Linked DNA regions of Homo sapiens: regions 1 and 2 are each linked to region 3. A link is an interaction called in ENCODE POLR2A ChIA-PET data of the cell type or tissue named here. Cell type or tissue: MCF 10A. All regions are shown on one strand. Links, peaks and the distances in the headings refer to the core of each region. The heading gives the core; the rest is flanking DNA.

Evidence for each region. ChIA-PET counts read pairs that join two places held together with the same protein. Peaks named below come from ENCODE experiments on the same cell type or tissue, not always from the same donor. Only the 100,000 strongest peaks of a DNase experiment are listed, where the experiment ranks them.
Region 1: POLR2A ChIA-PET joins it to region 3 with 7 read pairs; 23 of 35 experiments call an interaction of 5 or more read pairs at or near these places.
Region 2: POLR2A ChIA-PET joins it to region 3 with 6 read pairs; 33 of 35 experiments call an interaction of 5 or more read pairs at or near these places.

Annotation. Positions count from the first base shown.
Region 1 is chr2:85,463,409-85,474,768 of GRCh38, forward strand. No RefSeq gene overlaps it. Among named protein-coding and RNA genes, the nearest start is that of SH2D6, 50 kb to the left of the region's middle. In MCF 10A, for the core only: no CTCF peak of the experiment used is centred there; DNase peaks (open chromatin) are centred at 5,453 and 7,753.
Region 2 is chr2:85,444,223-85,455,582 of GRCh38, forward strand. No RefSeq gene overlaps it. Among named protein-coding and RNA genes, the nearest start is that of SH2D6, 31 kb to the left of the region's middle. RefSeq lists enhancers at 1,920-2,569, 2,570-3,220, 10,822-11,360. In MCF 10A, for the core only: no CTCF peak of the experiment used is centred there; no DNase peak of the experiment used is centred there.
Region 3 is chr2:85,541,845-85,549,526 of GRCh38, forward strand. MAT2A (methionine adenosyltransferase 2A) reads left to right here. Exons shown (of 9, transcript NM_005911.6): 5 at 1-128; 6 at 311-529; 7 at 721-903; 8 at 1,057-1,190; 9 at 1,826-3,437. The coding sequence ends at 1,928. It overlaps GGCX (gamma-glutamyl carboxylase), which reads right to left. Exons shown (of 15, transcript NM_000821.7): 15 at 2,876-7,682. Among named protein-coding and RNA genes, the nearest start is that of MAT2A, 6.5 kb to the left of the region's middle. In MCF 10A, for the core only: no CTCF peak of the experiment used is centred there; a DNase peak (open chromatin) is centred at 4,987.

The DNA of each region.
Region 1 (11,360 bases), core at 3,073-8,072, 77 kb before region 3:
CTCCTGCAATGCATTTGTTTCACTTTTCAAATAAACTCCACACAGGTAGTGCATCTACTGTTATATACCAAATTATAATCTGCATTATACATTGTGTTTTCAGGTATTGAATTATTCGTGTGTTTTTACTACAGCCAATTATATTTACAATATCATTCAACTAGAACATACTATTATAGTATAGATGTTACTTAAATCATATTCATAAGGCTACAAACATATTAATGAAGTACATTACACATATATTTGTGAAATTCTGATACCTTGGAATAGCAATAGATTGATACAGAATAAACCAGAAAATCTAATAATCTGGCTTATTCTATACATAACCACAGTGTTGGTCTATGTGTCTGGTCTACACATAGTTATTGAACTTTTACTGTATTATAAAAATTTGAAGCATACCAAAATTTTTCAAGAAAAAAAGTAAAAAACAAAAATAAAATAAATTTGATCTAAATTCCTCCACTCAGAATAATTCACTGTTGACATTTAGTGACTATCATTCCAGATGTTTCTATGTAAATATACAGATAAAAATGAGAATGAAAGATTGTGTGTGTGTCCATGTGTAGGCGACAAAGAGAAACAGTTTACAGAGAATGGAAATACCCATGATAGCAGTACAAAAAAATGAGATCACATTTTCTTTTTTTTTTTTTTTTTTGAGACGGAGTCTCTCTCTGTTGTCCAGGCGGGAGTGCAGTGGCACGATCTTGGCTCGATGCAACCTCCACCTCCTGGGTTCAAGCGATTTCCCTGCCTCACCCTCCCAAGTAGCTGGAATTACAGGTGCTCGCTATCATGCCCAACTAATTTTTGTATTTTTAGTAGAGACAGGGTTTTGCCAAATTGGCCAGGCTAATCTCGAACTCCTGACCTCAGGCGATCCGCCCGCCTCAGCCTTCCAAAGTATTGGGATTACAGGCGTGAGCCACTGCGCCCGGCCCACATATTTTTTTTTTTTTTAGACAGAGTCTCGCTCTGTCGCCCAGGCTGGAGTGCAGTGGCTTGATCTCAGCTCACTGCAACCCCTGCCTCCCGAGTTCAAGCAATTCTCTGCCTCAGCCTCCCGAATAGCTGGGATTACAGGTGCCTGCCACCACGCCCGGCTAATTTTTTGTACTTTTAGTAGAGATGGGGTTTCACCATCTTGGCCAGGCTGGAATTGAACTTCTTATCTCGTGATCCGCCCGCCTTGGCCTCCCAAAGTGCTGGGATTACAGGCGTGAGCCACCACACCTGGCCCTTTTTAATTTTTAAAAATGTTTTGACTCTTTTGTAATAACACTTAGCTTAAAATACGAACACATCGTACAGCTTTACAGAAATATTTTCTTTCTTTTTATCCTCATTTTATAAGCTCTTTTCTTTTCTTTTTTTTTTTTTTTTTGAGACAGAGTCTCCCTCTGTAGCCCAGGCTGGAGTACAATGGCACGATCTCGGCTCACTGCATCCTCCACCTTCCGGTTCAAGCGATTCTACTGCCTCAGCCTCCTGAGTAGCTGGGATTACAGGTGTGCGCCACCATGCCCGGCTAATTTGGGTATTTTTAGTAGAGATGGGGTTTCACCATGTTGGTCAGGCTGGTCTTGAACTCCTGACCTTGTGATCCGCCCGCCTCGGCCTCCCAAAGTGCTGGGATTACAGGCATGAGCCACAGCGCCTGGCCTTCTTTTTTCTTTTTTGAGACAGGGTCTCACTCTGTCATCCAGGCTTCAGTGCAGTCGCATTATCAGGGCTCGCTGCAGCCTCAACCTCCCGGGCTCAGGTGATCCACCCACCTCAGCCCTCTACCTTCCACCCAGTGGCTAGGAGTACAGATGAGTACCGCCATGCTGGCCTAATTTTTAAAGTTTTCTTTGTAGAGATAAGGTCTTGCTATGTTGCCTAGGCTAGTCTCGAACTCCCAGGCTCAAGCGATCCTCTCGCCTCAGACTCCCAAAGTGCTGAGATTACAGGTATGAGCCACCACGCCTAGCCAAAAGTTTTTTGTTTTTTTGGTTTTGTTTTGTTTTTTAAGACAGGCTCTCCCTCTGTTGTTCAGGCTGGAGTGCAGTGGCTCAATATTGGCTCACTACAACCTCGACCTCCTGGGCTCAAGCAATCCTCTCACTTTAGCCACCCAAGTAGTTTGGGACTATAGGCACACACCACCACACCTAGCTAAGCTTGCTTATTTTTTGTAGAGATGAGGTCTCACTGTGTTGCCCAGGCTAGTCTCAAACTCCTGAGCTCAAGAGTAATCCCAAAGTGTTGGGATTACAGGCTCACACCACTGTGCCTAGCCCAAAAGTTTTTAAAAATAAATTTTTTAAAAATAGAAAAAAGTGACCAGGCATGGTGGCTCACACCTGTAATCCCAGCACTTTGGGAGGCTGAGGTGGGAGCATCGTTTGAGCCCAGGAATTTGAGGTTGCAGTGAGCACTCTAGCCTGGGCGGTGACACAGTGAGAACTTGCATAAAACAAACAAACAAACAAAAACAACTAAGACACAAACACCCACATTAGCCTAGGCCTACACAGGGTCAGGATCGTTGATATCCCTGTCTTCCACCTCCACATCCTGTGCCAGGCAATAGGAATTTTTCAGGTCTATTATAATCTTACGGGATCATCATCACATATGCAGTCCATTTTTTATCAAAAACATTGTTATGCAGCACATGACTGTATGTATTAGTCTGTTCTCACATTGCTGTAAAGAAATACCTGAGACTGGGTAATTTATAAAGAAAAGAGGTTTAACTGGCTCCTGGTTCTGCAGGCTGTACAAGAAGCATGGCAGCTTCTGCTTGCCTTCTGGGGAGGTCTCAGGGAGCTTTCAGTCATGGTGGAAGGCGAAGGGGAAGCAGGCATTTTACATTTTACATGGTGGGAGCAAGAGGAAGAGAGAGAAGGGGAAAGGTGCCACAAACTTTTAAACAACCAGATCTCATGATAACTCACTCACTGACTATCACAAGAAGAGCTCTGAGGGAATGGTTCCAAACCATTCATGAGAATTTTGCCCCTATAATCCAATCACCTCCCTCCAGGCCCTACCTCCAACACTGGGAATTACAATTTGACATGGGATTTGTTGGAGACACAGATCCAAATCATATCACTGTACTTCTATCATTTTCATCTTTCATCATCTATACATTCTTTGAAATCATAAAGTATTTACTGGATTCTCTTTTCCACAAAGTAATCCTTATTCTGATGTATGTTTTTCATTTGCTTTTTGCTTATGTGTCTTAGTCCATTTTGTGCTGCTATAAAAGAATACCTAAGACTGGGTAATTTATACAAAGCAAGAAGTTATTGGCTCCTGGTTCTAGTCCAAGAGCATGGTGCTGGCATCTGCTAAGAATTTGATGAGAGTCTTCTTATGGCATCATCCCATGGCAGAAGGTGGAAGGGCAAGAGAGAGCAAGAGAGAGTCGTCAGGAAGGGAACCTAACTTGTCCTTTTATAAGTAGCATATTCCTGAGATAATAGCATTAATTTATTCATGAGAACAGAGCCCTCATGACCTACTCACTTCTTAAAAATCCCACCTCTCAACACTGTTGCATTGGGAATCAAGATCCCAGTACATGAACTTTGGGGGACACATTTAAACTATAGCAGGTGGGGACCACTTATGATCTAGGAGCAAAGTGAAGGAAGGGGCAAAGTGAATGGAAGTTTCACCATTCAGGGAACAAATTTACTTTTTTCCCTGCCATGGTTAACATTTGGTATTTAGCCTTCCAGACAGATACATACATATTTTTTCCTCACAAAATGAGATTACCATATACATGCTATTTTTTTTTTTTTTTTGAGACAGAGTCTCACTCTGTTGCCCAGCCTGGAGTGCAGTGGCACCATCTCGGCTCACTGCAATCTGCGCCTCCCAGGTTCAAGCAATTCTCATGTCTCAGTCTTCTGAGCAGCTGGGATTGCAGGCACACACCACCACACCCAGCTAATTCTTGTATTTTTAGTAGAGATGGGGTTTTGCCATGTTGGCCAGGCTGGTCTCTACCTCCTGACCTCAAGCGATTCACCTGCCTCAGCTTCCCAAAGTGCTGGGATTACAGGCGTGAGTCAGAGTGCCTGGTCTGACATGCTATTTTGTAATCTGCTTTCTTCATGTCATACATGCCATGCATGTTTTTATGTCATCAAATATACTACTCTCACATTATTTAAGTAGCATTCCATTGGCACAATATATCACATTTTGTTTAATCCGATCCCCTATTCATGGACATTTCTGTTGTTTACAGTAATTTATCATTGGAGTCAAACTGCTGCACAATTTTCATTTTCATTTTAATTTTTTTGAGACAGAGTCTCACTCTGTTGCCCAGACTGGAGTGCAGTGGTGCGACCTTGGTTCACCGCAACCTCTGCCTCCCAGGCTCAAGCCATTCTCCTGCCTCAGCCTCCCAAGTAGCTGGGACCACCGGCATGTGGCACCACGCCCAGCTAATTTTTGTATTTTTAGTAGAGATGGGGTTGTACTGTTGGTCAGGCTGGTCTCGAACTCCTGACCTCAAGTGATCTGCACACCTAGGCCTCCCAAAGTGCTGGAATTACAGGCTTGAGCCACCGTGCCCAGCCAGACCTCCTCTTAATCCCTGTGTTTCTAATTCCACATAATTTACTGGCCCCCTTAAGGTCTGTGTCCCCAAGTCAAGAGCCTTTCGGATTTAGTTCCTTCGAGGCCCGAATCCCCAGTTTCCTGCTCAGGCTGGTGGTCACCCTGGCTTTAAGGAGGGGAGGAAGGGGCCTATGATCTAGCAATTCAATATTCAGCTGTTTCCACCCCCACCTTACACACAGTCTCTGGTGCCTTCATGGAGTCTGCAGACGTGTCAAACCATATCTTCCTGCGCTTTGCTACCTTAGTTGCTTCTCTCAGCTACTGATGTTTCCTGACTCACGTGGGTGACGGTGAGGATAGGCCCTTTCTATTCCTTCACTGGCCTTTCAGTAGGGTTTTGGGTGGGGGAGGATAAAAATACCACCTCGTTTAACTGGAAGTTGCATTAATTATACAAAGGTCTTTCTGATCATTGCTCATCTTTGAAAGAGACCAGTTATTGGTTAAAAATTAATCTAGAGAAAGATGAGGCAAGTGACCTGGAACAGACCACAGTTTTCAGCTGACTTTTTTTTTCAAACAACCTATCACCAAATGTGTTTTCTCCTCTGTCTTGGGCCATATCCCTTCTTTTCAGGATGTAGGAGGGCAGTGTAGCAACAGACTCTAAGATAGACTTTCTAATGATTGCTGTTCCCTCAGGCCCTCTCCTCTGGCTCCCTCTCCAGCAGCAGTTTTCTCAGCTGGGAGGCTGAGACATAGATGGTTAACATGGATCTACACATAACTTCTCTGTTAGTTCCACCTCTCCCACTCCCTGCAGCCTGCAGGGTGGAGCTGACTTCTCTGGAGTCATTCCAGCTGCTTGCCTTTTGTGGTTCTAAACAATGGATCGTTAAGTTGGGCCTTCCAGAGCAGTGCCCTTATCTATACGTGGCAGTTTGGAATTGTGCCGCCACCTAGCCTTTGAAGCTAAAGACAGGTACAGGAATGTTCAGCACTGTCTGTAATAGCAAAAAGCTGAAAACATGCAAATGACTGTCACCAGGAGGATGAGTAAATACGTCACATACTCATATCATCGAACACAATTCTTCAGTGAAAATGAGTGAAACTATCACTGCACATGGTAGTAGTTGGGTGTGTGTGTATGTGTGTGTGTGGGGGGGGCAGAGTCTCACTCTGTCCTCCAGGCTGGAGTGCAGTGACGCAATCTCGGCTCACTGTAACAATCGATTCTCCTGCATCAGCCTCCCGAGTAGCTGCGATAACAAGTGCACGCCACCATGCCCGGCTAATTTTTGTATTTTTGGTAGAGATGGAATTTCACCACATTGGCCAGGCTGGTCTTGAACTCCTGATGTCAAGTGATCTGCCTGCCTCGGCCTCTCAAAGTGCTGGGATTACAGGCAGCGTGCCATCACACCCGGCCGCAGTTGAGTCTTAAAAACACAGTTAAGTGAAAAAAGTTAGTCACAGAAGACTATATACTTGACTGAATGATTTCATTTATATAAAATGCAAAAGTTCCCTGGAACTGAAACATATTGTGTGGGAAAATATACACGAAGAATAACACTCAGGAAAAGAAGGGAATTATTATTAAGTCAAATTCAGGATGGTGGTTATCACAGGAGGGAGAGGAAGAGGTGACTGAGGAGGGGCACAAAGCAGTCTTCAAAGTCACCAGTTAAATTCCATTTTCTTTTATTTTGAGACAGGGTGTTGCTATGTTGCTCAAGCTGGCCTTGAACTCCCAGACTTAAGGGATCCTCCCACCTCAGCCTCCCAAGTAGCTGGAACTACAGGAGCACACCACCAAGCCCGGCTTCTATTTTCTTAAAGCTGGTTAATAGGTACATGTTTTCATTTTTGTTATTAGTGAAACTACATACATGTTAAGTATATTCTTTTGTTGGAACAATATTTCAAACTAATAACTGGAGTGATTACTCTCTTTTTTCCTCATCTTTTAAAAGATGGAGTTGTTTCTCTTTTTCATTTTTGGAGAGTTTTAAGGTGAGGAGAAGAGTAAAAAATAAACTACTTTTTTTTTTTTTGAGACAGTGTTTTGTTCTGTCGCCCAAGCTAGAGTGCAGTGGTGTCATCTCAGCTCACTGCAACCTCTGCTTCTCGGGTTCAAGTGATTCTCGTGCCTCAGCCTCCCAGGTAGCTGGGATTATAGGCTCCTGCCACCACGCCCAGCTGATTTTTGTATTTTTAGTAGAGACGGGGTTTCACCATGTTGGCCAGGCTGGTCTTGAACTCCTGACTTCAAGTGATCTGCCCACCTCAGACTCCCAAAGGGCAGGGATTACAGTTGTGAGCCACTGTGCCCGGCATTTTTTGGTTTGCTTGTTTGTTTTTGAAATGGAGTTTTGCTCTTGTCACCCAGGCTGGAGTGCGGTGGCCATGATCTTGGCTCACTGCAACCTCCACGTCCCGGGTTCAAGCGATTCTCCTATCTCAGACTCCCAAGGAGCTGGGATTACAGGTGCCTGCCACCATGCCCGGCTAATTTTTGTATCGTTAGTAGAGACAGGGTTTTGCCATGTTGGCCAGGCTGGTCTCGAACTCCTGATCTCAGGTGATCCGCCCATCTTGGCCTCCCAAAGTGCTGGAATCACAGGTGTGAGCCACCGTGCCCGGCCAAAAAATACTTTTATCACTCCCTCGCTGCAGCTGTCTATGACTTTCTCCAGGGGGTAAATAATTCACATACACAGCCTGTGAAGGCACTGGCATTATGGACCTTGGGTTTCCAAATAACACTGAAGAAAGCGAGTCCATGGAAAACTGATAATCAAGAAGCTTTATTACTTCCAGGATTGCTTATTTTTAAAACCCCTGAAAGGAAAATGGCTTTAATTCAGAAACTGGCTTGTGGAGTGGTGGTGGGGCAGCGGCGAGGCAGGGTTGATACAACGGCAACTGGAGGAAGAAGTTACTGTGAGGGGAGGCCCACCCGCATCCGGTGCCCCAGTGGACTGGTGCCACCTCAGCTGGCATGACACCTGCTAGAGCTGTGGGTATTTCTCCTATTCAGGAGCTCTGGGTCTGTTGATGCCCGCATATGTGAATTGGGCCCCAGGGCTCTATGCCACGGCCTGGAAGAGGCTTCATGTCAGAACTTGATGGATGGGGGTGGGATGGGGGTGGGAGGGAGGTGGGGCAGGCACTATGCCAGGAAAGGTCAACAGAGTCTTGTTGTGCCTGGGAGGGAATTTGGACTTTATCCTGAGACAAATGAGGAACTGTTAAAGGGTTTCAGCCAGGAAAAGGCAGGATAATTTTTTTTTTTTTCTGATAGAGTCTTGCTCGGTCACCCAGGCTGAAGTGCAGTGGTGCAATCGTAGCTCACTGCAGCCTCTGCCTCCTGGGCTCAAGTGATCCTCCAGCCTCAGCTTCTCGAATAGCTGGGACCACAGGTGCATGCCCCCACGTCTGGTTTATTTTTTATTAATATTGTTTTGTAAAGATAGGGTCTCACTGAGTGCCCAGTCTAGTCTCAAACTCCTGGTCTCAAGCAATCCTCCTGCTTCTACCTCCCACAGTACTGGGATTACAGGTATGAGCCACTGCAGCCTGCCCAGGATAAGATTTGACTGAGAAAATACATAATGAAAAAATGCTGGGCACAGTAAAACTTCAGTGACTCATTTAAAGGAAGCTATACTGTATTCATCCCATCAGCAGCTACATAGATTATGACAATGTCCATATGTAGGCAAAAGATATTTTCATTCTACAGACAATACTTAGGACATGTAAGGATTTAGGAACATTTGGCAAAGACTCTGTGCCCTAACCCCCCACTCCCCTAGGACTCAAGACTTACGGGTTAGGCATTGCTGATCCAGTTAATGGCAATGCTAAATTGTTCTTTTTTTTTTTTTTTTTTTTTGAGATGGAGTTTCGCTCTTGTCATCCACCCAGGCTGGAGTGCAGTGGCGCGATCTTGGCTCACTGCAACCTCCACCTCCCGGGTTCAAGCAATTCTCCTGCCTCAGTCTCCGGAGTAGCTGGGATTACAGATGCCTGCCACCACGCCTAGCTAATTTTTTGTATTTTCACCATGTTGGCCAGGCTGGTCTCGAACTTGTGACCTCATGTGATCCACTCTCCTCAGCCTCCCAGAGTGCTGGAATTACAGGTGTGAGCCAGTACCCCCAGCCTGAACTGCTCTTTTTGACAGCAATAAACAAGTTCAGCTTCATCCTTCCTTAGGTTGGTAAGACCGTGTCTCCAACATCAAGGGAAAGCATGCCTTCCTATTTGTTATAAGGGACCCACAACCAAGTTGCCATTTAAATATATGTGAAAAACAAAAGAGGATCTAATACCCAACATGCATTTATACTATTTAGGACTGTTAGCAAGACTCTATTGCCCATGTGATTTTATAAATAGTATTATGACAACAGTTTTGAATGTGTCTGACTGCACATTGACTCATTTAATCCTCACAACGTCTGCTGGGGTAGGTGCTGTTATTGCAGTTGGCATAAACTACAATTAATTATGTAATTTCTTGTTGAATATTCATGTTCTGTGATCAGTTCCATGAGAGCGGGAAGCTCGTCTTGTTTATCCTTGTATCCCTGGTGCCTACAACAGGGCCTGGTATGTGGCAAGCATTCAAAACGTATTTACTGAATAAATTTCGTATTCCCCTTTACAAGTGAGGACAGAAAGGCTTAGAGATGTTAAATAGCTTACCAACCTTTAGGTCACCAGCTAATCCAAACTCACATCTGTTGAACTTTATCTTCTTACCAGCTCTCAAGTAGTCTAAGGTTTTATAAAGATCACATAGCTTGGTCGAGTTCCTAGCTATTAAGTAGAAAGTTATTGAGAGATTAACAAACACTTTTTTAAAGATTCTTCCTTTGTTTTTAACCATTCTGAAAACATAAAACAGAATTCAGAGGAGAGCAGTAGTGGAATGGTTATGTTTAAACTTGCCATGTTTCATAAAGACATTACATTGAGAAATTCACACCTGGCATTTGAGAACAAAAGCTGGCGTAGAACTTGGAGGAAGTATTATTAGGAATTCACCCAACTAAATCTTCCTAAGCTTATTATCTATAAAGCTCATGTTTTATTAAAATATAGCTCATATGGCTTTATAGCTCTTTCTCCTCAACTGAAATCTTTGGTGGGGTGGGGGGCGGCCTCCAGTTTTCATAGGCCACCTGGTATTGATCATTCTTACCTTACTTGGTTAAAACAGTTGGCCAAGGAAGCCTAGGTCCTGATCCCAGCCCCTTCACCATACCCAGCCCTGCCTCGGTACAAATTTCCTTACAAAATGCCCAATACTCCAAGGCCTCTGGAAGAAGCATGGGAAACTAAGATTACTGTTTTCCATAGGAAAGGTATTGAAGTAACTTTCACAAGCTACCTATGGTAAAAGAGGGAATATAAAGATTTGGAGAAAGGGCTCTAGTGGGAGTAAGTGACAAGTCCTGGCCTATTCCCATTCCATCCCATTTCTAGGCAGGAGTCTAGCCAAGCTGCCAATCGGGCCCCCGCCAGACAAGACAAGAGCAACTGATGTGTGAACATGCAGGTGTTACCCTGCCCAAGAGATGAGCCCAGACCTTGTCTTGTCTCTGGGTTCCATCACCCCGAGTGTGAAGAGAATGGGGAACTCCAAGAAACCAGCCTGAGACTTCATACCTTCTCTCTCACTGCAATGTGGGCAGAGGCCCATGTGCAAAGGTCTCAGGAACTTGAATTCCCTGTAGTTTTAGTAACTAATGTTGGTATAGATTTTGATGGTACAACATTTTTTCACATGCATCTTTCCACTGAGGTTGATATACAAATATTACCGTCCCCAAATTAGAGATGAACAAAGAGATTTCATTACTTGTCTAAAGCTGTATCACTCCCTGCATATCCAGCCTCCTGGTGGACTACTGTTCAGTCATGAGTTTGGGTTTTCTCCCTCTTCAAATCAATCATCTGTGACTTTTACATCACTAGTGCTCAATCTTTGGTGGACGCTACGTAGAGAATCTAAGCAACACTTTGGGTTGTCTTTCCAGAAAAAAAGCACATCTATACACACACACACACACACACACACACACACACACACACATCTGTTAGCTCTCAGGACTTTTGGTGATCCCCTGGCGACCATGGACACAGGGCTGAGAATTCTTCTTTTATAAATAATGTATGTGAGACCAAAGGGACATAATAACCAAGCACAATGTGTAAACCATGATTGAATCCTAGTTCAAAAATTCAGCTATGGAACACATTTCAGGGACCACCATAGAAATGTGAATATGGTATATATATTAGGTTTCACTATGGAATTTTCTCAGGTGACTTAAGGGTAATTTTCTTTGATGTGATAATAGTGTTTATTATCAGAATATCCTGATTTTTAGGAGATGCCTAAGTATTTTGGGGTGAAGTAATATGAAGTTCTCAACATATTTTCAAATGGTTCAGAAAAAATATAGAAAGAAACAAGATTGAACCACATGAAAGTTGCCTACATATATTATGTATATATTTATATTTATATATATATATATATTTATATTTATATATATATATATATATATATATTTTTTTTTTTTTTTTTTTTTTTTTTGCGGGGGATGGAGTTTCGCTCTTATTGTCCAGGCTGGAGTACAATGGCAGGATCTCAGCTCACTGCAACCTCCGCCTCCTGGGTTCAAGCGATTCTCTTGCCTCAGCCTCTCGAGTAGCTGGGATTACAGGCATGCACCACCATGCCCGGGGAA
Region 2 (11,360 bases), core at 2,705-7,704, 97 kb before region 3:
CAACAAGAGTGAAACTCCATCTCAAAAATATATATATATATATATACACACACACACACACACACACATATATACGCATATATATGTGTGTATATATATTCTTTCAAGTCACTTGATTTTGCTGGGCCTCAGTTTACTCATCTTTAAAATGGGGTGAGACGGGCAGGGTGGTTGGCCTCAAGGATCCCTAAGGGCCTTTCCAACTCCAGTATTCCTACTGCCTGGGACTATGCCTCTCTCACAGCCTGGGCTGCCTCCCAACTCCCACCCTACTCACCCCAGCACCCTCTCCCCGATGCCCCCCACCAGCCCTTCTACTTAGCTCCACCAGGTGTGCCCTCCTAAGTGTCCTCTGGGGAGAAGTGCCCCTCCACCATGCACTCTGGATTCCCAGGAGATACAGTGGATAAAAGTCAAACATGGGTTTCAGACATTCTAATGTGGATTTGCCCAGCTTCCATGCAGCCGGGAAGTTGGAGGGACAGAAGGTGGGAGATGAGGAGCAAAAGCACAACAGGCACCAGGGTAGGGGCTGGGTGGGGAAAGAGCATTGAAAGAGAGGGAGGTTCTGGCTGAGTCATAATAGCATAGATTCCTAGGACATCTGAGCTGCTGGGCTCTGAGACTGCCTTGTCCTGTCTCCTCACATTATAGATGAGGAAATTAAGGCCCACGGAGGGGAGAGCAGTCTGTGAATGGAGGGGAGAGGGTAACTCCATTTTTCCTCTAGCAGCTCCTCAGCTAAGGGAAAGTCCTGCCTGTGGGAAGGAATCAAGGAAGAGAGATTGGGAAACCGAGGCCAGAGCACTAAGTTAGGACTGACCAGGACAAGGGCCCCAGGCTCCCATGAGCCCGTGTTCCTGCTCCCCCGCCTGCTTTCTGCTCCAGTCCCTTCTCCGGTCTCCCTTCCTTTGCCTGTAGACCTCAGCTCTGCTCTCAGGACATCCCAGATAGCAGCCCTCATGCTCAGAACACACTTTTCTTCCCAGGGTACATCCACTTTTGCACCCCAAGAGGATCCGGAGATAAAGAAGGTACCAGGCAATTCCAAACACTGGGGCTGGGTCCCAGGGAGAACAACTGAGCCAGGTGTCTCACCTGCGAACCTCCTGTCACCTTCAGCCCTGAGATGCAATGGCAATAATCCATGGCCACTTTGGAAGCCTCTCTCATACACTGTCAGCTTGCATCTGCGGCACCTGCAGCTGTTGCTGGGGGCTCATTTTTATATTTAATTTTTTAGAGACGAGGTTTCTCTTGCCCAGACCAGAGTGCAGTACTGCAATCATGACTCACTACAGCCTTGAACTCCTGGCTCAAGCAATCCTCCTGCCTCAGCTTCTTGAGTAGCTGAGACTATAGGGCACACCACCATGTCTGGTTGTTTTTTAAATATTTTGTAGAGACAGAATCTCACTATGTTGTTCAGGTGGGTCTCGAACTTCTTGGCCTCAAGCAATCCTCTTGCCTTGGCCTCCCAAAGTGTTGGGATTACAGGCATGAGGCACTGCACCCAGCTGGAAGATTGTTTTTAAAGCAGTGATGTCATGGCCAGAGAGAAACCAGCCCCACAGTTCCCAGATCAGCCTGGGAGATGTCCACAAACTTAGGAAGGCTTCCAGCAAAGAGGCCTTGGGCAGGCTGGGTGATCTCCCAGGCCCTAGGCTGTGCCTGCCCTTGATTGCACAGAATGTTCACTGCCTGGGAAGCTGGGAGCTGGGACAGCTGGGTGACCTGGAAATGGAGGGGCTGAGGAGCTCCAGGCTGGCCTGCTCCTCCTTGCCACCCTCTTCCTGATAACAACAGACAAGGCTGGGAGGCTCCTGGGAGCCTGCTGCCTAATTCCCAGGGCCTGGCAGCCAGCCCTGCAGCTGATGCAAGGCCAGGGGTGGGTGAGCTCAGCCTGTCCCCAGCACCCAGAGCCTCTTGCACCTGGTATGCCCTTGAAAATGCATCTGTTCATGCCCCCTCTGCCTCAGCCTCCTAGGGTCCAGCTCTATTCCTTCTGAAAGCGTAGGAGGGCCACCTAAGGATCTGGAAGCAGGCCTTGCTTGGGGGATGGGGTGGGAATTAGGCAGCAGGTTCCCAGAAGCCTCCTGGCCTTGCCTGTTGCTATCAGGGAGAGGGTGGCAAGGAGGAACGGGGCAGCCTGGAGCTCCTCAGACCCTCCATTTCCAGGTCATTTCTGAGCATCTCTGAGTCAACCCCGCACCTCTGCATGGGCAGCCTAAGAGCAGTGCGGGGACCACAGCCCCGCCTCCAGGGACCTCTGCAGTGGAATAGAGGGGCAGGGCTCCCTGCGGGCTCTGCCCCTCAGGGTCTGTCCACACCAGCCCACTTCCTCTTCCGGGAGAGGTCAGACAGCCCCTGGGAAGTCTCCAGACCTTCTTATCCCGTGAGAAGATGGACTTTCCTCCTCTGGCTCTCCCCTTTTACTGGACATGCAGGCCCAATGTAGGAAGGCTGGGGCCTGTCACTCTTCAACAGCCCTCAGGTGTCATCAGCTCAGGACCAGGATTCATTCAGCATCTACTTACTAAGAGCTCTGTAATGAGAATGTGACAAATAATAACTCGACGCATATCAAATGCATGCCTCATCTTACAAAGTGCTCTTGCGATTAGTGTTTTGAGGGATCCTAGTGACGATGCTGCAACGTAGGGAGGCCCTAGGTGGAGAAACTGAGGCCCAGGGAGCTGAAGTGGCAGCACCAGGAGTCACACCACAGGGTCTTCCCATATCCTCCTGCTACTTTAGTCCTGCCCCATACACACGCACTGAGCAGGAGGCAGGCTTCCTGCCACATGCTCGACTGTCACAGGACACCAGCTGGGACAGGGAGCAGAGAACAGTGTTTCCCATGGGCAGTGGTAGATGTAGGAGGCTGGGAGACCAGGACTTGTGGATTTAGGGTAGTTGCATGCCAGAGCCACAGCTGTCTGGGAGGGACTGGAGACAGGCTGAGGAGCAGGGAGGGTACCTGGAGCACTGGAGCTGTGCCTCCCTTTACCATAGCTGTTTGCTTAGACAATACTCAACTGTCCTGCTGAGCTCAGGCTGGCATCGGTAGGATTGGGTCTGTTGCCTGGGGATTGAGGCTGGCTACAGGACCGGCTCCTCCAGTTCTGGCCAAGGACCAGTGGCCGTGGCCATCACTGGACTCCTCGCTGATGCCAGGATTGAACAAGGCCTTTCCAGTCTGCCCATTGTATCTGGGGCCTGCCCTTTGTCCTCAACCCAGTCTGACCGTCTCTGGGGGACCACGCACCCACCTTCATGACTCCCGGCCAACCCTCCCAGCGGCTCTTGCAGCATATGCAACTACTGCTGCTGGTGAGCTCAGGCAGCTGGACTCATGGGCAGGCAAGAACATGGTGTCCTGCGCTGGAGGGCAGGCACAGGCTGTGCCAACTGCACCCACCTCTCCCAGACTTAGGCCTGGCAGGGAGGCCTGCAGTGTAGGCAAGGGCTCGCTGGAAAGAGCGATGAGGAGGCCCAGCCTGCTGAGCACTCCAAGTCCTCCTTCTACTCTCCTGTCCTTTCACTGAGAGGAGATCTAAAGAATAAAGTTTAGCTGGGCGTGGTGGCTCACGCCTGTAATCCCAGCACTTTGGGAGGCCGAGGCAGGTGGATCACCTGAGGTTGGGGGTTGGAGACCAGCCTGACCAACATGGTGAAACCCTGTCTCTACTAAACATACATAATTAGCCAGGAGTGGTGGCACTTGCCTGTAATCCCAGCTACTTGGGAGGGTGAGGAAGGAGAATCGCTTGAACCCAGAAGGTGGAGGTTGTGGTGAGCTGAGATCGCACCATTGCACTCCAGCCTGGGCAACATGAGCGAAACTCCATCTCAAAAAAAAAAAAAAGAATAAAGTTTAACTCCTGACTCTGCCCCAACCCTGAACCAATTCCTAGAACCTTGAATTACTTGAATCACTTTTTTCTTTTTTTTTTTTTTTTTGAGACGGAGTTTCACTTTCTGCCCAGGCTGGAGCGCAGTGGCATGATCTTAGCTCATTGCAGCCTCCGCCTCCCGAGTTCAAGTGATTCTTGTGCCTCAGCCTCCCGAGTAGCCGAGATTGCAGGTGCCCGCCACCATGCCCAGCTAATTTTTGTATTTTTAGTAGAGACAGGGTTTCACCATGTTGGCTAGCCTGGTCTTGAACTCCTGACCTCAGGTCATTGGCCCACCTCAGCCACCCAAAGTGCTGGGATTACAGGAATGAGCCACCGCGCCTGGCTCACTTGAATCACTTTTAAGTTTGAATTCTCTTTATTTGTTACTAGATATTACAATCACATTGTATTACATTTAAAAAGTGCAAAAGAGTATAATACAGAGAAAAACAATTCTCCCCCCATGCACCTATGGCTCAGCTGCCCCGTTCTCCACCCTCCAGGGGCAAGCAGTGCTACCAGTCTTTTGTATGTCTTTCCAAAGATAAGGCTTCATTAACCACTGAATTTTTTTATTATCTGAGCTCACACGGCAAGGTCACAACTCGCTTAACTCTTATGCTTGGGATGAGGAAGGACAAACTCCTCTGCTTTGAACATTCCTTGAGAACCAAAAGGCAATGACCAGAGACAGGCTCTTCCCATCACAGGCCCCCGCTCCAGTTCTCTCTCCCCTCACAGCCCTCCACCTGTTACCCCACTGGACGCCCAAGGCAGAAGCGAAGAACAGATGGTATTTTCCTCCTTGTTTCTTAGGAAAGTTGAGGATCCAAGAATTAAGAAGACTCAAGGTCACAGCTAACTGGGGCACCCTCAGTTTTTCATATCATTGCCCCACTTCCCTATTATCTTCTCTTTGCTTTGTAAATGACCTTGAGTTCTTAAATATCTCACCACAACTTGTCTATGGAGATCTCAAGAAGAGGGTCAAGGACTCTTCTTCTTGGGTCGTCTCTTATGAGCTGGATTTCGAGCTGGGCCCTAGAACAGCCCCTCAGCAGTGGCTGAGGATGCTGGCTGAATGCAGTGAGAGAGGGAAGGGGTCTGCTGTTCTTCCAAGGGCACCCCGAGGCCCTGCGGTTTCTCCCAGGACACACACACACATCCCTGGCCACCAGACCCACTGGCCCACGGGCCCTGTGCCTCATGAGTTCTTTTTCGTGCAGTTGGCTCTGTTAATGCCCCTGCTCAGAAGACCAAGGCCGTGGGTTGGCTCCCTGGGGGTGAGGCCTCCTGTGGTGAGACATTCTGTTCCTTGGCCATGAACTGAACAGAGTGTTGCACATTACAACAGGATGACAAAAAGAGACTGTCCCTGCGTGACATGGAAAATGCACAGTTCTCTAGCTGAAAGGGTGACTCCTCCTGCGATCCCCTCCTCCTTCCAGTTCCTTCTCACCCCACCTCTATGATCCGTGGGGATTTTCTGAGATGAGCCCTCATCTATTATATCTTCACATTCTGTCTTTGACGTAAAAGCTAACTTTAGTAAAGCAGGGCTTGGCTGGGCACAGTGGCTCACGCCTGTGATCCCAGCACTTTGGGCGGCCAAGGAAGGTAGATTACCTGAGGTCAGGAGTTCGAGACCAGCCTGGCCAACATGGTGAAACCCCATCTCTAATAAAAATACAAAAAAAAAATAAAAAAAATTAGCCAGGCATGGTGGTACATGCCTGTAATCCCAGCTACTTGGGAGGCTGAAGCAGGAGAATTGCTTGAACCTGGGAGGCAGAGGTTGCAGTGAGCTGAGATCACACCACTGCACTCCAGCCTGAGCAACAGAGCCAGACTCCGTCACGATAAAAATAAAAATAAAAATAAATAAAATAAAGCAGGTATCTCTCTAAACATCACAGAGTGCCTAGAAGAATCAGGTTCTCAGGAAGCAGGATAATAAGAAGGCTTCAGAGGGTATGAGCTGTGGCTGATTAGTAATGCAACAGGGACAAGAGGAGACTTTTATTTATTTCAGAGGACAGAAAGTAGCTGCCACGGCTGTTTTGTGAAACCAGGCTCAGTTCTAGGGTGGATCTGAGGACACCACTGGGGTGAGAGACTCCGGGAAGGGACCCATGAACCAGAGGGGCTCTGACTTGAGAGGATCAGAAGCCCGTGCTGCTGGAGGGAGAAGAACAGGTCAAGTCATGGGGCTGGAATCAGAGAGGGGATTCCCAAGGATGGAGAAGGGTGAGGGGATGGCTAATCTATGGTGTGACAGGCCATGGGTCACAAAGAAGGGATCTGGAGGCTCCATTTGGTGTTTCTACCACCTGAAAATTTGTGTACTCACCAAAGAACTCATCTGTTCTAACACCTGGGACCCCTTCCTGCTTCCTCATTCTGCCCAAAGTGTCACTGTACTGAAGGGCCAGGGTCTCACCTGACACTCACCAGGCTCCCCAGAGACCAAAGCTCTACTGTGGCTGTCAGGCCCCACCTGCCTACCTGGAATTCCATCCATGGTCTCCTGCCAAGTGCTGCTCCCCACGGCACCCTCATTGCCTGTTCCCTCCCGATTTTCACTGCAGGTGGCTGTGTGAGGGGGAAGAAGAAGACTGCTGGATTACACTGGATGGATTGGCCACTAAAAATGGCAGCCTCTGTCAGGTACAGTGGCTCATGCCTGTAATCCCAGCACTTTGGGACACTGAGGCAGGAGGATCGCTTGAGCCCAAGAGTTTGAGACCAGCCTGAGCAACATAGATACCCCATCTCAACAAAAAAAATTTTTAAATATTAATGGCCGGAAGTGGTGGCTGACACCTGTAATGCCAGTGCTTTGGAAGGCCAAGGAAGGCAGATTGCTTGACCTCAGGAGTTCAAGACAGGCCTGGGAAACATAGCAAGACCCCATTTCATTAAAAAAAAAAAAAAGATAAAAGTAAATAAAAAAAAAATTAATCAGCTGTGCTGGTGTGAGCCTGTAATCCCAGCTACCCAGGAGGCTGAGGCAGAAGGATCACTTGAACCTGGAAAGTGGAGGCTGCAGTGAGTCGTGATCATGCCACTGCACTCCAGCCTGGGCAACAGAGTGAGATCCTGTCTCTCAAAAAAAAAAAAAAAAAGGGCAGCCTTTCTTTAATATATCCATAATGACACCAGGCCTCCAGAGTAACTGCTAACAAAGTGCTTGCAGAATCACCCACCTATAGCATGAATTCAGTCTATCAACAACACTAGAAACAGAAACACAAGGGTTCACATTTTATTTTTTTAGAGACAGGATCTTACTATGTAGCCCGGGCTGGCCTTGAGCTCCTGGGCTCGAGTGACCCTCCAGCCTAAGCCTCCCAAGTAGCTGGGATTACAGGTGTGCTCCACCATGCCTGGCTGGGATCATGTTTATTAAACACATCCTTACTTGGCCTCTGAGACACCACCCTTTCTTGGACCTTCTTTTATGTCACTGGCCCCTCCTCCCCCATGTATATTTCTGGTTTCTCTTCATTTTCCTGGTGTCAAAATACTGCACGGCCGCAGGAGTCAGTCCTTCTCTTCTCTGTCCTTGTTCACACTCCAGGTGACCTCATCCAGGCTCATGGCTTTAAGATCAATCTCTCTATGCTGACCTCTCCCAAATTTGTATCTCCAGCCCTGACCTGTCCCCTGAACTCTGGGTTTGAATATCCAACTGCCTAATCAACACCTTGACCTGGGTGTCTAATAGACACAGCTGGCACAATATCCAAAATTAAACTTTTATTTTTACCCTAGACCTGCTCCTTCTGCAGCCTTACCAAACTCAGTAAACGATACCTTCACCTTCTCCATGCTCAGACCAAAACCAGACAAAGGACTCTTCCTTGACCTGTTTCATTTACTCACGATCGACATTAATAACCAGCAAGGCTAGACGTGGTGGCTCCTGCCTGTAATCCCAGCACTTTGGAAGGCCGAGGCGGGAGGATCACTTGAGTACAGGAGTTCAAGGCCAGCTTGGCCAACATGGCAAAACCCCGTCTCTACAAAAAATACAAAAATTAGCCGGGCATGGTGGTGCTTGCATGTACACCCAGCTACTAGGGGGGCTGAGGTGGGAGGATCACCTGAGCCCAGGAGGTCGAGGCTGTAGTGAGCTAAGATTGCAACCACTGCACTCTAACCTGAGTGATAGAGCAAGACCCTGTCTCAAAAAAGAAAAAAAAAAAATCAGCAAACCCTGTTGGCTCTACCTTCAAAATATACCCACCACTGGCCCTGCTGCCACTAATCCTAGCCACTGAAGTCTTGACCACAGCCTACCAGGCCTTGTGTGATCTGGCCCACTGCCACCTCCCTGGCTCCATTTCCTGCCACTGACTTTTCCCTTGACCCCTGCCACACTGGCCTCAGACACTGCAAGCCCACTCTTGCCTTGAGTGTATTGCTGTCTTCTCAGCCTGGAATTCTCTCCCCCAAAACACTCACAAAGCTGGCTGTTCTATTTCCTTCTGGTCTCTGCTCAGATGTCACCCCTCAGTGAGGCCTCCCCACACTACTTTAAGACGAGGAAATCTTCCCACACTCCACATTCTAGATTCCTCCTCTGCATTTTTTTCATATCATATATGTGTGTATGTGTGTGTGTGTGTGCACATGAGTGCACATATATAAAAATAAAATATCACAAATTTCCGAATTTCCTGAATTGGGCGATGATCACTCTAGCTACTTCCCGCTGGATAGGGGCAAAGAAGTCTCACTCCGTCCCTCAGGCTGGAGTGCAGTGCTGCGACCTCGGCTCACTGCAACTTCCACCTCCCGGGTTCAAGCAATTCTCCTGCCTCAGCCTCCTGAGTACCTGGGATTACAGGCATCTGCCACAATGCCTGGCTAACTTTTGTATTTTTAGTAGAGATGGGGTTTTGCCATATTGACCAATCTGGTCTTGAAGTCCTGACCTCAAGTGATCCGCTCACCTTGGCCTCCCAAAGTTCTAAGATTACAGGTGTGAGCCACTGCACCTGGCCTTTTTTTTTTTTTTTTTTTTTTCCCTGAGACAGGGTCTTATGCTCTGTTGCTCAGGCTGGAGTGCAGTGGTGGGATCATGGCTCACTGCAGCCTAAATCTCCCAGGCTCAAACCATCCTCCATCCTCAGCATCCTGAGTAAATGGAACTACAGGTGTGTGCCACCATGCCTGGCTAAATTTTTAATTTTTTGTTGAGATTGGGGGGGGTCTCACTATATTGCCCAGACTGGTTTTAAATGCCTGGGCTCGAGTGATTCTTCTGCCTTAGCCTCCCAAAGTGCTGGGATTACAGGCACGAGTCACTATACTTCTTCTTGGCTATTTATTATGTCCCTCTCCTCTCTAAACTATAAAAACTCCATGAAGATGAAGAATTTGCCTGAATTATTTCCTGCTAGAGCCTAGCAGGTAGAACAGTGTCTGGTACATAGTTCCTGTTAAAAGAAAAGCTTCAGCTGAATTAAATGTAAAAGCTGAGCAAAGAATGATTCCCAAATCAGGCAGCCTCCTGAGCCAGAGTAGGCCCACAGACTGCAGTGTAGCCACATGGTGGAAGAAGATTTATGGACAGAAAAAGGAAAGAGACATACAGCAAACGGAAGCGAGTTACAGAAACAGCTGGATTGGTTGCAGTTTTGCGTTTGCCTTATTTGAACACAGTTTGAACAGTTGGCCACATTTGAATGGCCAAAACTCGGTGATTGGCCCAAGAGTAGATTACAGTCTGTTTACGCTTCCATTTAGGCTGTAGTTCATGATGTACAGAGAAACCTTTAGGCCAAACTTAAAATATATAAGGAGGCCAGGCGCGGTGGCTCATGCTTGTAATCTCAGCACTTTGGGAGGCCGAGGCAAGTGGATCACCTGAGGTCAGGAGTTAAAGACCAGCCTGGCCAACATGGTGAAACCGCATCTCTACTGAAAATACAAAATTTAGCCGGGTGTGGTGGTGTGCACCTGTAATCCCAGCTACTTGGGAGGCTGAGGCAGGAGAATTACTTGAACCCGGGAGGCAGAGGTTACAGTGAACCAAGATCACGCCATTGCACTCCAGCCTGGGCAACAGAATGAGACTCTGTCTCAAATAAATAAATAAATAAATAAATAAATAAATAAATAAATAAATAAGAAAAAATGTAAGGAGGCAGCTTTAGATTAAACTTGATTTAACATTTCCTAGATACTAAAACTGTTGAATGGATGAGGCTTAAAGAGGCTAGATTAGTTTCCTAAGGCCACATAATTTAGTAAATGTTGAAACTCAGTGTTAACTAATTTTCCCAAGGTCACAGATTAAGGAGCAAAGGCAAAGCTGGGGTTCAAGCCCAGGTCTGAATTAAACATGGCATGAAGCCACAGAGCTTTCCACCTCCCCGTCCCCGTCCACCCAAGGCCAACACTAGTCAATGGCTCCCCTCCCAGATGTTCTCAACAGTCACCTTCCTGTCCCGCACCCTGCCCTTCAGCCTCTCCTTAGCGGCAATTCATTCTTCGGAAAGGTTTATGTTCATCCTATAATTATAACATAATACATGTTCAGCCTAGAAAACAAGAAAGAATGTTTAGAAAGCAGGAAGGAGGCCAGGCGTGGTGGCTCATGCCTGTAATCCCAGCACTTTAGGAGGCTGAGGTGGGCGGATCATGAAGTCAGGAGTTCAAGACCACCCTGGCCAATACGGCGAAACCCCGTCTCTAATAAAAATACAAAAATTAGCCGGGAGTGGTGGCGCACGCCTGCAGTCCCAGCTACTCGGGAGGCTAAGGCAGGAGAATTGCTCGAACCCAGGAGGCAGAGATTGCAGTGAACCAAGATCGTGCGACTGCACTCCACCCTGGGCAACAGAGCGAGATTCCGTCTCAAAAAAAAAAAAAAAAAAAAATTAGCCAGGCATGGTAGTGGATGCCTGTGGTCCCAGCTACATGGAATGCTGAAGCAGGAGGATCACTTGACCCCAGGAAGTCGAGGCTGCAGTGAGCCATGTTCATGCCACTGCACTCCCGCCTGGATGACAGAGCAAGACTCAGTTTCAAAAAAAAAAAAAAAATTATAACCTGGCCACTAGTCACAAATCCTGGGTTCTAATCTTCTAATCCCAACAGGAAGGAAGTAAAGGCATGTATATGGGCATAGAAAGACAGGCAGGCTTTGGCCAGAGGAAACAAAGAGGGTTGGTCTCTCCCAGTGTGTCTGGAGTTGGTTCCTTCTGATGGGTTCGTGGTCTCGCTGATTTCAATAATGAAGCCGTGGACCTTCACTGTGAGTGTTACAGCTCTTAAAGGTGGCACGGACCCAAAGAATGAGCAGCAGCAAGATTTATTGTGAAGAGCAAAAGAACAAAGCTTCCACAGCGTGGAAGGGGACCTGAGCGGGTTGCCGCTCCAGGCTGGGGGTGACCAGCTTTTATTCCCTTACTTGTCCCTGCCCATGTCCTGCTGATTGGTCCATTTTAC
Region 3 (7,682 bases), core at 2,081-7,080:
ATGCCACTGATGAAACTGAGGAGTGTATGCCTTTAACCATTGTCTTGGCACACAAGCTAAATGCCAAACTGGCAGAACTACGCCGTAATGGCACTTTGCCTTGGTTACGCCCTGATTCTAAAACTCAAGTAAGTGATGATCATAAAGCTTGGTTGTCTCATTTATTACATCAGCACAGAAGATCCATAATTTTGATAATAGCTAACTGGAAAAAATAGCATTTGTTTTCCTATATTGTAACTTCAGGTAGAGAAACAAATACAAAGTTATTGTTTGGTGTGATGTTCTGATGACCTGTGTTGCCTTCAAGGTTACTGTGCAGTATATGCAGGATCGAGGTGCTGTGCTTCCCATCAGAGTCCACACAATTGTTATATCTGTTCAGCATGATGAAGAGGTTTGTCTTGATGAAATGAGGGATGCCCTAAAGGAGAAAGTCATCAAAGCAGTTGTGCCTGCGAAATACCTTGATGAGGATACAATCTACCACCTACAGCCAAGTGGCAGATTTGTTATTGGTGGGCCTCAGGTAATGTCATTTTGTTGCATTTTTCTGGATTTTTGATGGTTACTTAAAATTTTGGCTACTACATTTTTTTCAGGCTTTCTGAAACCTACATGTGAATCATCGGAGGATATTTGCTGAATGAATTCAGAATAGGCAACCTAATCCACTTGGAAAGCACTAGGCGTAAAGTAACTTAAATCCTGTAATTTCAGGGTGATGCTGGTTTGACTGGACGCAAAATCATTGTGGACACTTATGGCGGTTGGGGTGCTCATGGAGGAGGTGCCTTTTCAGGAAAGGATTATACCAAGGTCGACCGTTCAGCTGCTTATGCTGCTCGTTGGGTGGCAAAATCCCTTGTTAAAGGAGGTCTGTGCCGGAGGGTTCTTGTTCAGGTATACACTCTTTATATAACGAACGATTAAAAGTCATGTAAGTGGGAGGGTATTTAGTAGTAATCTACTTAACTACTTGTTTTATACCAACGTATTATACAAGTATATGGGTCTTTGCAATCACTGATTCTTACGACATTTGAATCCTTTTAGGTCTCTTATGCTATTGGAGTTTCTCATCCATTATCTATCTCCATTTTCCATTATGGTACCTCTCAGAAGAGTGAGAGAGAGCTATTAGAGATTGTGAAGAAGAATTTCGATCTCCGCCCTGGGGTCATTGTCAGGTAAAGATGGTAAAGCCTGTTGCTAGTCAAGTATTGAGGGTGTTGGGTGTGTGTGTATATACTTAAGGCTGAGGAGGTGAAGGTGTGAAGGAAGACTCCTCAAATGGGAATATATTTTAATTCCTGGAACAGTTTTGAACTGCTGCCTTAGTGAAGACTTAGTTATTTGAGAAATTTAAAATTACGGTGCTCCATGGCTTAGGCTAACCACTCTAGAGAATGTTCCAGATTTGATATTTGAGCTTTGTGCTCTTCTACTTAAGGGTGTTAAGAAAATAGAGATAAAGTGGGTTGCTCAAGGTTTGTTGCAATGTAAAAACCATGGTAGGGTGTGGGCGGCGGGACCTTGGTAAGTATTGTGTGATCTCAGGTGAGCTTTTTGACAATTGAAATTTCTCAGAATAATGACAAGTTTTCGTATTTGTTGAGCCAGGGACGGAAAAACAACTATAGTTACTAATAAGGACTGTGCAAGGAGTTTGGACACCAGGGAAGTAACACTTTTGCCACAAATTTTTTTCCTAGCATATCCCAGAGAACTCATTTGCCAGAGCTCTTGAAAATGAGTCTTGCTGATTGTTTTGCTTTATTTTAATTTAATGCTACATATTAAGTTACGGACTTGTATATTCCAGGGATCTGGATCTGAAGAAGCCAATTTATCAGAGGACTGCAGCCTATGGCCACTTTGGTAGGGACAGCTTCCCATGGGAAGTGCCCAAAAAGCTTAAATATTGAAAGTGTTAGCCTTTTTTCCCCAGACTTGTTGGCGTAGGCTACAGAGAAGCCTTCAAGCTCTGAGGGAAAGGGCCCTCCTTCCTAAATTTTCCTGTCCTCTTTCAGCTCCTGACCAGTTGCAGTCACTCTAGTCAATGACATGAATTTTAGCTTTTGTGGGGGACTGTAAGTTGGGCTTGCTATTCTGTCCCTAGGTGTTTTGTTCACCATTATAATGAATTTAGTGAGCATAGGTGATCCATGTAACTGCCTAGAAACAACACTGTAGTAAATAATGCTTTGAAATTGAACCTTTGTGCCCTATCACCCAACGCTCCAAAGTCATAATTGCATTGACTTTCCCCACCAGATGCTGAAAATGTCCTTGTGATGTGCACGTAAAGTACTTGTAGTTCCACTTATAGCCTCTGTCTGGCAATGCCACAGCCCTGTCAGCATGAATTTGTAATGTCTTGAGCTCTATTATGAATGTGAAGCCTTCCCCTTATCCTCCCTGTAACTTGATCCATTTCTAATTATGTAGCTCTTTGTCAGGGAGTGTTCCCTATCCAATCAATCTTGCATGTAACGCAAGTTCCCAGTTGGAGCTCCAGCCTGACATCAAAAAAGGCAGTTACCATTAAACCATCTCCCTGGTGCTTATGCTCTTAATTGCCACCTCTAACAGCACCAAATCAAAATCTCTCCACTTTCAGCTGTCTTTTGGAGGACGTACGTAATAAGGTTTTAATTTAGTAAACCAATCCTATGCATGGTTTCAGCACTAGCCAAACCTCACCAACTCCTAGTTCTAGAAAAACAGGCACTTGGCAGCCTTGTGATGTCATACAGAGAAGTCACAGGGCAGTACCTGAGGGTCTGTAGGTTGCACACTTTGGTACCAGATAACTTTTTTTTTTCTTTATAAGAAAGCCTGAGTACTCCACACTGCACAATAACTCCTCCCAGGGTTTTAACTTTGTTTTATTTTCAAAACCAGGTCCAATGAGCTTTCTGAACAGCTGGTGTAGCTACAGAGAAACCAGCTTCCTTCAGAGAGCAGTGCTTTTGGCGGGGAGGAGGAAATCCCTTCATACTTGAACGTTTTCTAATTGCTTATTTATTGTATTCTGGGGTATGGCGTAAGTACAGAGAAGCCATCACCTCAGATGGCAGCTTTTAAAAGATTTTTTTTTTTTCTCTCAACACCATGATTCCTTTAACAACATGTTTCCAGCATTCCCAGGTAGGCCAAGGTGTCCTACAGAAAAACCTTGGGTTAGACCTACAGGGGGTCTGGCTGGTGTTAACAGAAGGGAGGGCAGAGCTGGTGCGGCTGGCCATGGAGAAAGCTGACTTGGCTGGTGTGGTACAGAGAAGCCAGCTTGTTTACATGCTTATTCCATGACTGCTTGCCCTAAGCAGAAAGTGCCTTTCAGGATCTATTTTTGGAGGTTTATTACGTATGTCTGGTTCTCAATTCCAACAGTTTAATGAAGATCTAAATAAAATGCTAGGTTCTACCTTAACTGTGTCTGTTACTCATTTGTTAAAGTGCTTTGGGGCCATAGGTACGTGCCTATAATCCCAACACTTTGAAAGGCTGAGGTAGGAGGATCACTTTAACATAGAAGTTGGAGGCTGTAGCGAACCATTATCAAGCCACTGCACTCCAGCCTGGGTGACTGAGACTTTGGCTCTTAAAAAATGCTATCATATGAATAACCTGAGAATACTATATGTGTATCTTTAACCTTGAATTGTAATCCATAATTAGCCATAATTCAGGAAAATAACCTCAATCCCTAGACCCAGTGGGTGGGCATTTTTTAAAAGCCTAAGCAAGATTTAGTCCTCCTAGTCCACTTAAGCCAAAATTCATGTGTCCTTATTGCAGCAGCCATTCAATGCCATTTTTAAGTTTTCAACTAAGGTTGAGGGCTTCAAACCATTGAAGGCATAAAAACCGCTAAAAGTATTAACCTGGAAGTGGTAATGTCTATCTAAAGTCCTGGCAATTTAAGCCTATTAATCTGCATACATTTTTAAATTATGAGCTTAGTTTTAAGGGTTGTATGATGTTTTCATCTGAGAAGTTCTGAAACGTGATTTCTAGTCAATATCTTGCAGAGATAAATAATGCAAATTAGCTGAAAATGCTATAAATTTCCAAAGGCTTAAATTTCATTTATGGCAGGTTGTGTAGAAAATCCGCAGACCACACTGCTCTTGAACCTAGGAGCTACATGCATAGAGAATAGCCACTTGGATTACATTTCTACCAACATCTGAATGGTGGTCCAGCTTGTCCTGCAAATGTAGAGCCAAGGAGTGCTTGCTTATGCCTGTTTGCATGGAGACTTAAAAACTTGGAAATTTGGAGGCCAGGCGGAGTGGCCTGTAATATAGGCCACTATATAGTAATATAGGCGTGAGCCTATAATCCTAGCACTTTGGGAGGCCAAGGCATGCAGATCACGAGACCATCCTGGCTAACACAGTGAAACCCTGTCTCTACTAAAAATATAAAAAAGTTAGCCAGGCACCTGTAGTCCCAGCTACTCAGGAGGCCGAGGCAGGAGAATGGCGTGAACCCGGGAGGTGGAGCTTGCAGTGAGCTGAAATCGTGCCACCACACTCCGGCCAGGGTAACAGAGTGAGACTTAAAAAAAAAGCCGTGGAAATCTGGGTATGGTAGCTTACACCTGTAATCCCAGCACTTTGGGAGGCTAATGCGGGTGGATCACCTGAGGTCACGGTTTGATACCAGCCTGGCAAACTGAAACCCCGTCTCTACCAAAAATACAAAAAAGCTGGGTGTGGTGGCAGGTGCTTGTAATCCCAGCTACTCAGGAGGCTGGAGAATCACTTGAACCCAGGAGGCAGAGGTTGCAGTGAGCCGAGATGGCGCCATTGCACTCCAGCCTGGGCCAGAGCAAGGTTCCTTCTCAAAAAACTTGGAAATCTGTTGGGAAGTAGGGGGAGGGCAAGGTTAAAACCTATGCAGGTGTGTCAATTAGACTTGTTCCAACTTGAGAACCTGAATTTTGCATGTAATTGAAATGTTCCAGAACAAGTCTGGCAGTTTCATAAGGGAGTTTTTAGATGCCAATACATTGCAGATAACCATATTGGCTACATTAGGGGAATGAGCATGGATAGGTGCCTCCAAGTTGGTAGAATAGCATGAGAAGTTTTCAAAAGTAACCGCTTTAAGGTTATGTTCAGTATTTGCTAAGTAAACAAAGATTCCCCAACCTTGAGGGAGCTTGTGGACCAAGGGGATAGTGTTGTCCTGCCCAGCCTAGGGGAAAAGTATCCTGAAGGTTAATAAGGTGGTGGAGGAACATTAGGCCACAGGGAGCAGAGGGAAAGCATAACAGCAGGGGATGATAAGGGTGATTATAGTTTAGAAAGCATGAAAGTATGACTTAAGGAAATGTCTTTAGGTTGAACATTCTGTATATAACCTGCCTTTCTAAAGTTTCAAAGGGGATGGATACCCATCAGGGGCAAAGATCCAAATCCTGAGGGTAGAATGAGGAGGATGTATACTAAAGTCTTTTGGCTAAAAGGACATTGATAGCCCATTTTTAGAATGGCTACAGTTGCAACCCAACTCTACCCCACTGAACAGCTTTTATTACCAGTATTTACATGACCACTTTTTCTTTACACCTCACCCTACCCCAATATCTTCCTTGGGAAAATTGGTCAGAGAGGTGGTATACTAACAGTTTGGGGAAGGGCAGCATCCTTGCCCATATTTAGAAAAATACTTTTTCAAGTGTCTTCTCCCAAGTAACTCTTGGGACTTTTGTTACCAGTCAAGTAGGTACAGTGAGTTTGGCAAACAACATAGTGGCAAAGTATCTTCTATTGTGTTACTATGAGAGAAGATCTGCAAAAGGATTGAAAATCAGCATCCCTCCCACCCATTCTTACAAAGTAATCAGGGGACCCTGTGCCACAGCCATTGCTTGCCCATATAATACCTTGAATGAATTAGAGATTTTCCACCAAACTCCATTTGGCCTCCTCAGTGGTGGGGGAGGGTGGCAATCTGCTTGACAACTAACATGTCGGCCCTGTCCTGGTCTATCCCTAACTAGATGCTAATACAAAGGTTGAAAATACAGATATAGGTAGTAATGAAAACAGATTTGGCTGGGCACGGTGGCTCACACCTGTAATCCCAGCCCTTTGGGAGGCCAAGGCAGGTGGATACTTAAGGTCATGAGTTTGAGACCAGCCTGGCCAATGTGGGAAACCATGTCTCTACTAAAAATACAAAAATTAGTTGGGCGTGGTGGTGGGCACCTGTAGTCCCAGCTACATGGGAGGCTGAAGTGGAAGAATCGTTTAAACCCAGGAGGTGGTGGCTGCAGTAAGCCAAGATTGTGCCACTGAACTCCAGCCTGGGTGATAGAGTGAAACCCTGTCTTTAAAAAAAAATAGATTCAAGAGGTATCCAGGAGGTAAAATTGATGGGACTTGGCAATTTTAAGAAATGCAAGGAAAAAGGAAGAGTCAAGGCTGATGACCTAGAGATAACAGCTTGGCTAAGGTACAGAGCTGCCATTCAATAATAAAGAATAAGGAAGTCTGAGTTGGGGATGAATGTAAGTTCTGTTTAGGATGAACTGAGCTTGATAGCCCTGTGGGATATCCAGGTGGAACTTAGACCTATACGTCTAGGGCACAGGAAAGAAACCTAGCATCGTTGGAAATCCTGGAGTAGACACAATCATCTGAAGTATGTATACTGAAAAAGCAGTTGCTTAGGAAAGAACCCCCGGAACACTGTCCAAGGAGGAGTGGGGGAGAGTATGGGAAGAGAAGCCTGCAAAGAGATGCAATCATTTACAGAAGTTACTGAGACTGCCAATTTACTACCGGTCTCTGCTACAAGTCCATGAGCTCCCAAAGCAGGGATCCTTTTTCATAACCCTGCATTCTCGCTTCCTAGCTCAGTGCCAACCCTTTGAATTTTCACTGAACTGAGGAGCTTCCTGAGTTACCCTTGTATACCCCAACCTACAAAATGTCTAAGCATTCCCTAATCCCTTACTAAATTTAGTTAATTCTTACTTTACCTCCCCTTCTGCTCACCAAAGGCTAGAATAATACCAAATACTAAGCTTATTTTTAGAGAAAATCTAGCAATCATCTAGATTTCCTTATTTAACTTTGATGCTGCTATTCTGACTGCTCTCATAACTGCTAGTGAAACACTGGGTGTATATAGATAATAGGAACAAAGAAGGAACCAAAATTGCAATGAAGATAAATTACTTTGTGTGCATTTACAACCTGACCACCATCCAATTATACTTTTAATTAAGAAAACATGTTTTAAGCTGCATTATTTCAGATTATCAGTGATTCTGAAAATTACAAGTGGCAGGGTGCAGGACCTTAAGTCAAATAGACGTTAAGTTCAAACCATCAGTCCATTCGTCACTAGCTGTATGTCTTCGGGCAAATTATTTTACCTCTCAGCCTAATGTAATAATGCAGGTAACACTGCTCACGCGGTGTGTTGCACATAGCAAACACTTGGGAACAGTTAGCTATTCATCGTGGTACATTAAATTGCTTTTCCCCAAGAGCCACTTTATTTATTTATTTTGAGACGAAGTCTTGCTCTGTTGCCCAGGAGTGCAGTGGCTCGATCTCGGCTCACTGCAACCTCCACCTCCTGGGCCCAAGCGATTCTCATGCCTCAGCCTCCTGGGTAGTTGGATTACAGGCACCCACCACCACGTCTGGCTA